Linked DNA regions of Homo sapiens: regions 1 and 2 are each linked to region 3. The links are chromatin contacts, found by Hi-C in ENCODE. All regions are on one chromosome and are shown on one strand. The core of a region is the stretch at or near the end of the contact, and the rest is flanking DNA. Distances in the headings are between cores, read along the strand shown. Region 1 overlaps CCDC61 (coiled-coil domain containing 61). Region 2 holds the start of BBC3 (BCL2 binding component 3). Region 3 holds the start of DACT3 (dishevelled binding antagonist of beta catenin 3).

Region 1 (3,081 bases), core at 316-2,815, 650 kb after region 3:
AGCTGGCAGACGAGCAGCGGCTGCGGAAACTGTCCACTAGAGGGAGACGGAGGGCGTGACCGCTGGCCCTCGCTGGCCCCGCCCAGTGCTTCCCAGGCCCTCCCAGCCCGCCCGCCCTGCCCAGTGCCTCCCAGCCCGCCCAGCCCCGCCCAGTCCCGCCTAGCCCGGCAGCCCCCAGCTCCAGGCCAGTTACCTGAGGAGCTGCGGTTTCGGGAGCGGTTAGGGGCGTCCCCTCGGCCAGTCAAGGCAGCAGGGGGCTGGGTCTGGCGAGACCAGGAGACGGACGGACCGTCCCCGCTTCCCCCACTGCCTAAGCGGTTCCGCTGCTGCTGCCTGGGAAAAAAGAAAGGAGACGCCGGTCTGTACGCCCAACTCCTGCAGGCAAGGGGGTCACTGCGCCCCTAAAGGTCACAGCCACGCCAGCGAAAGCCTGAGGTGACAGGCCTACGAGCGGAAAGCACGCAGAAACACAGACGAGGAGGTAGGACGGACGGAAGGGAGAGCAGGCGGGGTATCCGGCGAGAAGCGAGCAGGTGGCAGGGGATGGAGACTGATGGTGGCGTGGAGAGATGAGAGCCCGGGAGCGGGCACGGGCCAGGGACAGGGGCAGGTGAGGGAGGAAGGGGCACTGACTTCATCTGGATCTCTCTCTGCTTCCTTTCCTTGGCTTTCACAAAGGCCGTGGGGTCGAAGCGGAGCGCGCGACCACCTAGGACGGCGTGGGAGAGGAGGCGGCTAGGTCCGGAGACGGGCCTTGGCAGCGCCAGTGCGTCCCCTCCCTACCGCAGGGCAGGGGCACAGACCTGTGGGCGAGGGCGAGGGGCGCGCAGGGCGGCCCCGACCCCGGCTCCCGCGGCCGCTCTCCCGGGATGAGGAGCGCGCGGCGCCGCGGCCTCGCGACGCGGAGCGCTCCCGGGACGATGAGGCCCGGTCCTCCCGCGTCGGGGGCGGCTGCACCGGCGGAGTCCGCCTCCTGAGACCACAGAGGCAGCTGTCAGCTTCCCGCCCGCCCCGACAAACTCAATCGCGAGACTCCTCCCCGACCGCACCTTCTCCGAACCCTCAGGCCTACCCCATCAACTCCTAGACGTGCACTCCTGGGCCCATGACCCTCTCGATATCTTCCCCCCCAGACCTCACCCAATTGGACCCCTAAAACACCCCTCTGTCATTCCCCTACATCCTTTCAACACACCGCCTTCAACAGACCCTTCTTTCCGGAGTCTTCCACAACTCCCCGGAAACTCTTTCCAATTTTCCACCACCCACCCCATAAATGCCAGCGGACCTCACCCTGATCCCACCTGCTGCGCCGCACCCTTTCGCACCAGGAGACCCTAGGGCACGATCCCTTTCCCAGTCCCTCCTGAACGCCGCCCCAAGCCTGCGCATCTCCGCACAGCCCGGGTCCACCTCCTAACCACTGCACCCAAATCCTGTCTGGACTCCAGACGGGGTCCGCTAAGCCCCGCCTCCCCTTCAGCCCCGCCCCCTCCACCCTACCTGGCCCCGCCCCGCCCCCTTAGGCTCCGCCTCATCAGCCTCCACACCCTCAGGGCCCGCCCATCCGCCCAGGCGCCTGGCAGGCCTCGCTCTCACCCCCTCTTGTACAATGCCAGCTCGCTGGTCAGCGTCTTCAGCCGGGCGCGCAGGCTCCGCTCCGATGCCTTCGCCTCCTCGAGCTGCCGGGAGGGGAGAGGGGCGCGGAGGTCCAGGCTGAGGCCGAGGTCCGCGCCTCGCTGGCCGCCCCGGGCCCCCGCTGCTCACCTCCTTGGCCAGACGGCGGCAGTCCTGGCCGCGACGGCCGGCCACCCTGTGCCCGAGGCCGCGCTCCTGCCGCAGCTCCAGCTCCAGCCCGCGCACCAGCCCGCGCAGCGCCTCGGCCTCCTGGCGTGCCGCGCGCCCGGCCAGCGCCTCCTCGCGCGATCGGCCCAGCTGCGCCTCCAGCTCCCGCTTCTCGGACGCCAGGCGCGACACCCTGGGGAAGACGCGGAGAGAGCGCTGGAGAGAGAGGCATGGCCCCATTCCCACTACTCCATGGGGGTGGGACGCCTCATCATTTCACCTCCCCGGAAGGGGGTACACGGCTCATCAGTCTCAACTGACCCCATGGGGAGGGGCAGGGTCCTATCATATCCCCTGCGACGTGTGAGGAGGGATGTGGTCACATCACCCCCATGCACCTCACGAAGAGGACATGACCCCACCACGCACAGGACACACACACACACTCCTCCCCCTGGTGCGGGTGAAGGAGTGGGAACACAGCCATGTGAGTTCCAATTCTAAACGATTTCATCAATCTGTACACACCCTGAAAGCCTAGCACTGCCTCCCTCCTCCTCCCACCTCGCCAGGCCAGTCTCCCAGTCACGAAATCCTCTACAATACAAATTTGATCAGGTAACTACCATGCTCAAAACCCTTCCTTGAGAAAATGTATACACAAGGCTATTCATTGCAGCACAATCTGTAATAGCAAAAGAGTGGAAATAACCAAAATGTATGTTAAAAGAGAACTAATTGAATTTCTAATACATCTACTCAATTGAGTCCCACAAAACTATAAAGAGGAAAGTAGAGTATCTCTGTGTCCTGTCACCGAGTGACTGCTGTGACACAGTGCGGTGCAGACAGTATGTTCAGAATGTCCCTTTTCATAAAAGAAATGAGAATTATAAATTATATGTTTATATTTTCAAAATTACAGAATAAACCAAAATCTATGGGGGAAAAAAGGATTATTTATGGGGAAGGGGAAAATGAACAGAAATTGGACTTCTCTGGCTGGACAAAGTGGCTCATGCCTGTAATCTCAGCACTTTGGGAGGCCGAGGCAGGTGGATCACATCTCAAAAAAATAAGAAAACCAGAAGTAAAAATAATTTTTTAAAAAATGTAAGAAATTGGACCTCTCTGAATGTACCCTCTTTTTCAGTTTTGGAACTATAAAAATATTTTATACAAATTAATTAATTAAATTTTAACAAATGCCATCACAAAAATTTTAAAAGAAACTGGCCCAAACAGACCTAACTCTATATCAAAGTTGGTGGCACATTGGAGAATTATAGGAGGTGA
Region 2 (3,456 bases), core at 176-2,675, 570 kb before region 3:
AATGGAAAGCTATGAGACAGGATGAAATTTGGCATGGGGTCTGCCCAGGCATGTCCATGCCAGGTGCCCAGGGCTGCTTCCACGACGTGGGTCCCCTGCCAGATTTGTGGTGAGTGTGGCCAGGTGTGCATGCTCCGACGTGTGTGCAGTGGGCCAGTTAGCAAGAAGCTGTCACAGGTGTGACTTTGTGACATGTGTGGGTGGTCAGTTTCTTCTATGTCTGATTTGGTTTGTGTCTCTGAATGTCAGTTTCTTTCCTTTATTTTTATTTTTAAGACGGAGTTTGCTCTTGTTGCCCAGGCTAGAGTGCAATGGCACTATCTCGGCTCACTGCAACCTCCGCCTCCCGGGTTCAAGCAGTTCTCCTGCCTCAGCCTCCCAAGTAGCTGGGATTACAGGCATGCGCCACAACGCCCGGCTAATTTTGTATTTTTAGTAGAGATGGGGTTTCATCATGTTGGTCAGGCTGGTCTCGAATTCCTGACCTCAGGCAGTCCACGCACCTTGGCCTCCCAAAGTGCTGGGATTACAGGCATGAGCCACCGTGTCGGGCGAATGTCACTTTCTGATAGTTTTAATGTGTTAGCTGTGAAATTGTGTGAGTGCATTTGTGTATGTCCCTGTGGGAGTGTGATTTGGATTTGGCCGTGTATCCAGGTATCCCTGTAACAGGTGTCTGTGTGTATGTGTGTGTCCCCTGTGCCTATCAGCAAGTTTGTGTTTCCTGATAAGCACTCCGCCTATGTCTGTGTGGTTGCACCACCGTGTGTGTGGTGTGGGTGCCTGTTCGGTAGGGTTGTTTGTGAACACAGTTTGTGGGCCCAGGTGTGATCATCAGTGTGGGTGTTTCTGCAACTGTGTGTGGCCCTGTCATTGTGTCCGTCTGCTTGTCCAGGGGACCCTGTTAGTGAGTCTGTGCATTTCCGTCTGGGTGTGTGTAAGTGTGAGCCCCATCAGTATGTGAGTGTGTGTGCTCATGCCCCTGTCCATGGTGTGGATTTGCGAGACTGTGGCCTTGTGTCTGTGAGTACATCCTCTGGGCTCTGCCTGCACGTGACTTTGTGGACCCTGGAACGCCCGTCGGTCGGTCTGTGTACGCATCGCTGGGGGTGTGGATCTGTGGGTCCCAGTCAGTGTGTGTGTCCGACTGTCCCGGTGTCTGGGCGATCTCCCCACACCCCGCCGCACAGCGCCTGGGTCCTCCTTGCCTTGGGCTAGGCCCTGCCCCGTCCCCCGCTGCAGGGAAACCCCCGGCGCGGAGGTAGGGGGGGGCGCGGCGCGCGCCTGCAAGTCCTGACTTGTCCGCGGCGGGCGGGCGGGGCCGTAGCGTCACGCGGGGGCGGGGCGTGGGACCCGCCGGGCGGGGGCGGGGCGGGGCGGGGCGGGGCGGCTTTGGAGCGGGCCCGGGATCCGCCGGGCGGCCTGAGACGCGGCGCGAGCCACATGCGAGCGGGCGCCTGGCGGCGGCGGCGGCGGCACCAGCGATCCCAGCAGCGGCCACGACGCGGACGCGCCTGCGGCCCGGGGAGCAGCAGCAGCCACAGCCACAGCAGCCGCCACTGCAGTTAGAGCGGCAGCAGCAGCGACAGCCACAGCAGCAGCCGCCGCGGAGAGCGGCGCTCGGCGGGCGCGCCCTCCTGAAGGAAGCCGCCCGCCCCCCACCGCCGCCCCCTCCGGCGTGTTCATGCCCCCGGGGTGAGTGTGCGCGCCCCGAATCCTCTCCGGCGGCGATCGGCCAGGCCGGGTGGACTCCCTGGAGGAGGTGACAGGAGTGCAGGCGGAGAGCAGTGTGGGCGCCCTGCCTCCCCACACCGCGCCTCTCCAAACCCCGCGAGGGACCCTGGGCCAGGGTCGCCGGGTGAGAGGCGGCTCGGCGTTGGGGCGCCGGTCTGGGCGCACAGGTGCCTCGGCGGTCTGGCGGGTTTGTTTACAAACAATGGGGTGCGGGCTCGGCAGCGCCCCCTGGCGGCCAGTGCGGCCCCGGGGAAGAGGGTCGACCCCAGGGGTGCCCCAGCCCCCAAAGTCCGGGAGGGGCGGGGGGGCGGCACGGAGGGGCGGCCACACCCAGGGCGCGCGCCCGCTGGGGGCGGCGACGGGGGGCGGCTCGCGGGCCGTGGAGTCTGCGGCTCCTGCGGGCGGGGGCTGCGCCCCAGCAACAGCCGGTTATTGGCCCCGCGCTCGCCTGGCGGGCGGGGCGGGCGCACGTGGCGGCGGTGGGGGGGGCTGTGACAGCGGAGGGGGGTGTCTGGGACCGCCGTGGGAGCGCGCGTGTGCGGGGTTGTGGATCTGCAGGTGTCTCGCCTGGGTGTGTGCGCGTGTCTGGCTCCGAGTTTGTGCTGGGTTCTGCAGGGAGTGGTGGTGTCGATCCAGAGGAATGTTGGGGTTTCTGACCCGTCGGGGTGTCTGCGTGAGTCCCCGCGCCTGTTTGTGTGGGGTTCTGTCTGTGGGTGCCCTGCTTGTGGGGTGGGTGGACCTGCGTGTGTTGTCGGTGAGAGTTGTCTGTGTGTGCTGTTCCGGGATGATACTGGGGGTCTGTGGTGCCTGCGTGTGCTGGGGTGTGGAGGTTGTAGTGTGTGTGTGTTGCTGGAGTGAGCTGTTTGTGTGTTTATGTGTGTGTCTTGCCCGAGCGTGCGATATGTGTGCTTGTGTCTTGCCTGTGTGTTTCTGTCTTGGCTGAGGCCGTCTCTGTATCTCCGGGGCATGTGTCTTTTGCCCAGCGTTTGTGATGCTGCGCCTGCTAAATGCAAATGTCTGTTTTCTGTCCAGGTGTCTGTGTGAGTTGTCAGGTGTGAGTGTGTGTGTGTATGTATGTGTGTGGTGGGGGGTTGTTTCAGTCTGGGTTTGGCTTGTGTGTCTGGCATCAGCGTCTGGGATTTGAGGACCCAGGATCTGTGGGGTCTATGCAGTGTAGACGGTGGGTGTTGCTGGCAGCCTCTGGATGGGGTTGTGTCTGAGCCTGTGTGTGTGTGTGTGTGTTGGGTCTGAGGGGCTTGTCACTGTGATCGGCTGGCTCATGTGTGTCATGTGGGCTGCGTGTGTGTAGTGTTTATGTCAGTCACGTGAGACCAGTGTTTTCTGTGGGTGCGCTAGGTGTGTGTGCTGCTGGGCTGTGTGGGATTAGAGTTAGCTGTAGGGTGTGTGTGTGTGTGTGTTGCTGACAGTTGGTGATGATGTTTGAGGGTTGCGTGAGGAGGGTGGGTTGGTGTCTGGTGGTGTGTTGAGGTCTGATGGCATGTGTCTGTGTGTGCCTGATCTACGTGTGTCCTGAGAGTTGGTGACATGTGGGTGTGTTTTGGGGGTGTTGATGTATGTGTGTCCGTGGGTGTCTGTTTTGTGTTGATATGTGAGTCCAGAGGTGTGCAGGTCTTATCTCTGGAGTGAGTGTGTGTGTGTGGAGAGGGGCATGTTTGGGAACTGAGGCAGTGCCTAGCTTGTGTGTGTGTGTTTGTGTTTGCA
Region 3 (3,340 bases), core at 513-3,012:
AACTCAGGTGATCTGCCCGCCTCAGCCTCCCAAAGTACTGGGATTACAGACGTGAGCCACTGCGCCTGGCTGATTCTCCAGAAATCTTTTGGCATCATCATTAATAAAAGCATCAAGAAGTCAAAAAGGAAATCAAGTGATCCTCCCGCCTCAGCCTCCCAAGTAGCTGGGGCTACAGGTGTGCACCACCACACCCGACTAATTTTCTAAGTCTATTTTGAACAAGAGGAAGACTGAATAAAGGTTGTCTCTAATAAATTTCAAGACATTTCCCCCCGGAAACTTACTAGATTAGTTTTTAAACTTATTTGTCAAACCCTTCTGTGGCTCTTAATCCATGGAAGACACTGCTCCAAGTACCTAATACATTTCATTGAATCCTCAGAACAACTGTATGAGGCAGCCAGTATTATGATCCCGTGATCAGATGAAGAAACGGTGGCACAGAGAGGTTAAGTAAGTTTTCCAAGGTCACACAGCTGGAAAGTGACAGATCTGTGACTCACCCCGAGGAAGTCTGGCTCCTGGAGACTTTGCTGTCTATCGCCACTATCAATTTCTCTCCATCTCACCACCAGAAGGTCACTTCGTGCACGGGGAATCATAAAAGAGGGAATTTCTTGTATGATCTTCTGGGCCTTGGCTTTTAGGGAGCCAAGGTCTGTCTGAGAGATGAGTATGAATATTAGAGCTAGGTCTTGGAAGTTGGTAGAGGCAGGCTCGGCGTAGTGATACAGATTGGCCGCCTGAGGGTGCCCCAGCCCTGCTTGCGGAGCCTGGAGAGACAGCAGGAAGCCTTGGAAACGAATGTCAGGCTCAGACTCCTAGGACCAGAGAACGTTGAGAATAGAGCATCATAGAAGGCTGAGAACAAAGCCCCTTAGAACGTAGAACAAAGGCCCCTGGAATGGAAGAATGATGAGCACACATCCTCCTAGCACCTGGGAGACAAAAGCTGCTTAGACTCTCTTCTGGTCAAAGCATAGAATCTTCCACCCAGGGTCTTATAATTCCAGAATTTGGAATGCAATCGATCTTAGACTCTTAGCAGCAAGACCGGCTACATATTTGGCCTAGTGCAAAGTGAAAATAAGGGGCCCCTTGCTCAAAAACTAAAAATTTCAAGACAGAAATTGCAGAACATTCAACCAAGCGCGAAGACCCTTCTAAGTGGATTCCAAGCCGGTGAAGCCGGCCCTAAGTAGAAACAATTTCATCGGAGGACGTCCGTCTGGTTTTACAGCTGAGTGTCTGGGAAGGCTTCTTGGAAGAGGAGGCGAAGTCAGGGCTCGACCCCCTAACCCTTTTCTCCCCCTGCGCAGCCTCAGAAGCTGAAGGTTGGGCGGGGTGGAGGGGTAGGAGCAGCTGCCAAACTGTCACGTGTACCCATTCCCTATTTATAGATCACCCTTCCCCTCGCGCCGGACAGTCCAATGGTAGCCAGCGCTCGCCCGCAAGAGGGTGGAACCTGCTGCAGGACCGGCCAGGCACAGACCAATGGCATTGAAGCAAGGGCGGGCTTGTTTCATTGTGACGCGTGGGGGGGCGTGGCCAGGGCCCCGAGGCAGTTGCACGGAGGGGGCGTGGCGAGCGGAGTGAGTAGGCAGTTGCGAGCATGCGTCGTGTTGGGCGGTGCGGTTGCACGCCCGAGAGTCTTCGTCAGGAAGCTTATTCGCCAATAGGCGGCTGTTGCTCGGTCGCCGGGGGCGTGGCCATGCAGATAAGGCGCGGGTGGGCGGCCCAATGGGCGGGCGCCTATGCAGATGAGACGGTGACAGCCCGGCCAGCGGGCGGGCGGGCAGGCTGCTGGGGCGGGGAGGTGGGACCGGGAGAGGGGTGGCCGCGGGGCCCGGCCGGGCTGGGGCGGGGGGCCGCAGCCATGATCCGGGCCTTCTCGTTCCCGGTGAGCCCTGAGCGGGGCCGGCTGCGGGGCTGGCTGGAGGGTAGCCTGGCCGGGCTCTGCGAGTTACATTGGCTCCGGGAGAGGCAGGAGTACCGCGTGCAGCAGGCGCTGCGGCTGGCCCAGCCCGGAATGGGGGGCGCCGAGGCCGAGGACGAGGAGGACGCCGATGAGGATGAAGATGCGGCGGCGGCGCGCCGGGCCGCAGCGGCCCTGGAGGAGCAGCTGGTAAGGGGCTGCCTGTCCGTCCGTCCCTCCACCCCCGTCTGTGTCTGTCTGTCTCGGTTGGATGCTCAGACACCGGGCGGGGGTTGGGGACCCGGGTAGGCAGGGAGTGAGAAAGGACAGGGGGTGGGGCTGGCGACCCCGGAGTTCCGGCGGCGGGCCGGACCTGGCCTCCCCGCCCCCAAATCGGGGGAGGGGGAACTGCATCGCCCCCACTGGGGCCTCGTGAGAAACACAGGCCCTGTCTCTTACACCCCTTCCCCAAAGAAAATCCTTGTGGGCGCCAAGTATGTGTCAAACCCGAGACCGGGTACTTTGCAGGCGTTGTCTTCTTGCGGCTTGGGAAACGGGGTGATAGTCCCCATTTAACAGAGAAACAAATTGAGGCTCAGAGAGAGCAAGCGACTCACCCAAGGTGACACAGCCAGGCTCCAAACATGCCCTTCTCTGGGCCCCGCCACCAGGGCTCCATCTTCCCTAAGTCCTGGTGTGCTTGGAGATCTCTGGAGGGGGCGGGGTGGGAGGAGGGGAATCTCAGGGCCTCCAGAGGGAGGGACCACTGCTGAGAGGAAGCTCACAGTCCCTGAGGACCCCCCACTGGGATCTTGACCCTTTGGTGACACTTCCCCTGCTTCCTACCTGGCCCCAGCTCTCCTTGACCCAAGGGGAGGCAGGTCGAGGCAGCGCCTGGGGGAGACTTCTGGACTCTGGGTGTTCTCATGGTGGAAGATGGGCAGAGGTCTCCGGAATGACTTGAGGACGCCCCATGCCTCTCCCCTTTCTATGTCATTCCTTGAGTCTCCCGATCTCGTCCTGGGTTCTGTCACTCTCTCCGTCCTGCCACATCCCTGTGACTTTCTGTGTCTGCTTCTCTTTCTTCATCCTGTCTCTCTGTCTCTGTGATCTCTGTGTCCCTCTGCATCTGTCTCCTTGGCCTTCCCTTCCTGCCTGTCTGCACCTCGCTCTCTTCTTCTTGCCCGACGTCCCAGGCTCAGTCTGTCTTCCCCTCCCCCCAGCCCGCACACCCTGGCTCCACGGCAGATCCCCATCCCCAAGCCTGTGTGTGGCCAGAGCTTCCCGTTTCGGGAAACCTGAGCCGAGGTGGCAGTGGAGGGGGCTCTCCCCGCCGCTGACCTCGACCGCCCCCTCCCCAGATGGGGAGTGGGGAGGAAGACTGAAGCCAGGCTCCCGGGGCTGCACGCCCGGCCCCTCCCC

What was found. A loop is a pair of places that touch in the nucleus more often than their neighbours do. Pooled maps may share reads with other maps.
Region 1: a loop to region 3 is called in a pooled map, with 9 times the contacts of the local background. The contact joins the enhancer-like site here to the promoter of DACT3 in region 3. A Hi-C loop is called at or near these places in 4 of 50 pooled maps.
Region 2: a loop to region 3 is called in a map with no recorded cell type, with 2.9 times the contacts of the local background. The contact joins the promoter of BBC3 here to the promoter of DACT3 in region 3. A Hi-C loop is called at or near these places in 1 of 37 single-sample maps with no recorded cell type and 5 of 50 pooled maps.

What each region holds. Positions count from the first base shown.
Region 1 is chr19:46,013,946-46,017,026 of GRCh38, reverse strand. CCDC61 (coiled-coil domain containing 61) reads right to left here. Exons shown (of 14, transcript NM_001267723.2): 6 at 1,768-1,978; 7 at 1,600-1,682; 8 at 804-973; 9 at 634-709; 10 at 194-333; 11 at 1-36. Among named protein-coding and RNA genes, the nearest start is that of MIR769, 3.4 kb to the left of the region's middle. RefSeq lists silencers at 105-164, 895-974, 1,442-1,736. Within about 2 kb of position 1,565, at least 2 of the 41 ENCODE cell types and tissues checked have a DNase peak (open chromatin) inside an H3K27ac peak, as active enhancers do.
Region 2 is chr19:47,229,168-47,232,623 of GRCh38, reverse strand. BBC3 (BCL2 binding component 3) reads left to right here and starts at 1,425. Exons shown (of 4, transcript NM_014417.5): 1 at 1,425-1,695. RefSeq lists enhancers at 1-158, 1-208, 918-1,037 and silencers at 1,178-1,407, 1,548-2,267.
Region 3 is chr19:46,659,604-46,662,943 of GRCh38, reverse strand. DACT3 (dishevelled binding antagonist of beta catenin 3) reads left to right here and starts at 1,762. Exons shown (of 4, transcript NM_145056.3): 1 at 1,762-2,128. The coding sequence starts at 1,880. It overlaps DACT3-AS1 (DACT3 antisense RNA 1), which reads right to left and starts at 2,580. Exons shown (of 3, transcript NR_040042.1): 1 at 2,536-2,580. RefSeq lists silencers at 1,385-1,504, 1,715-1,964.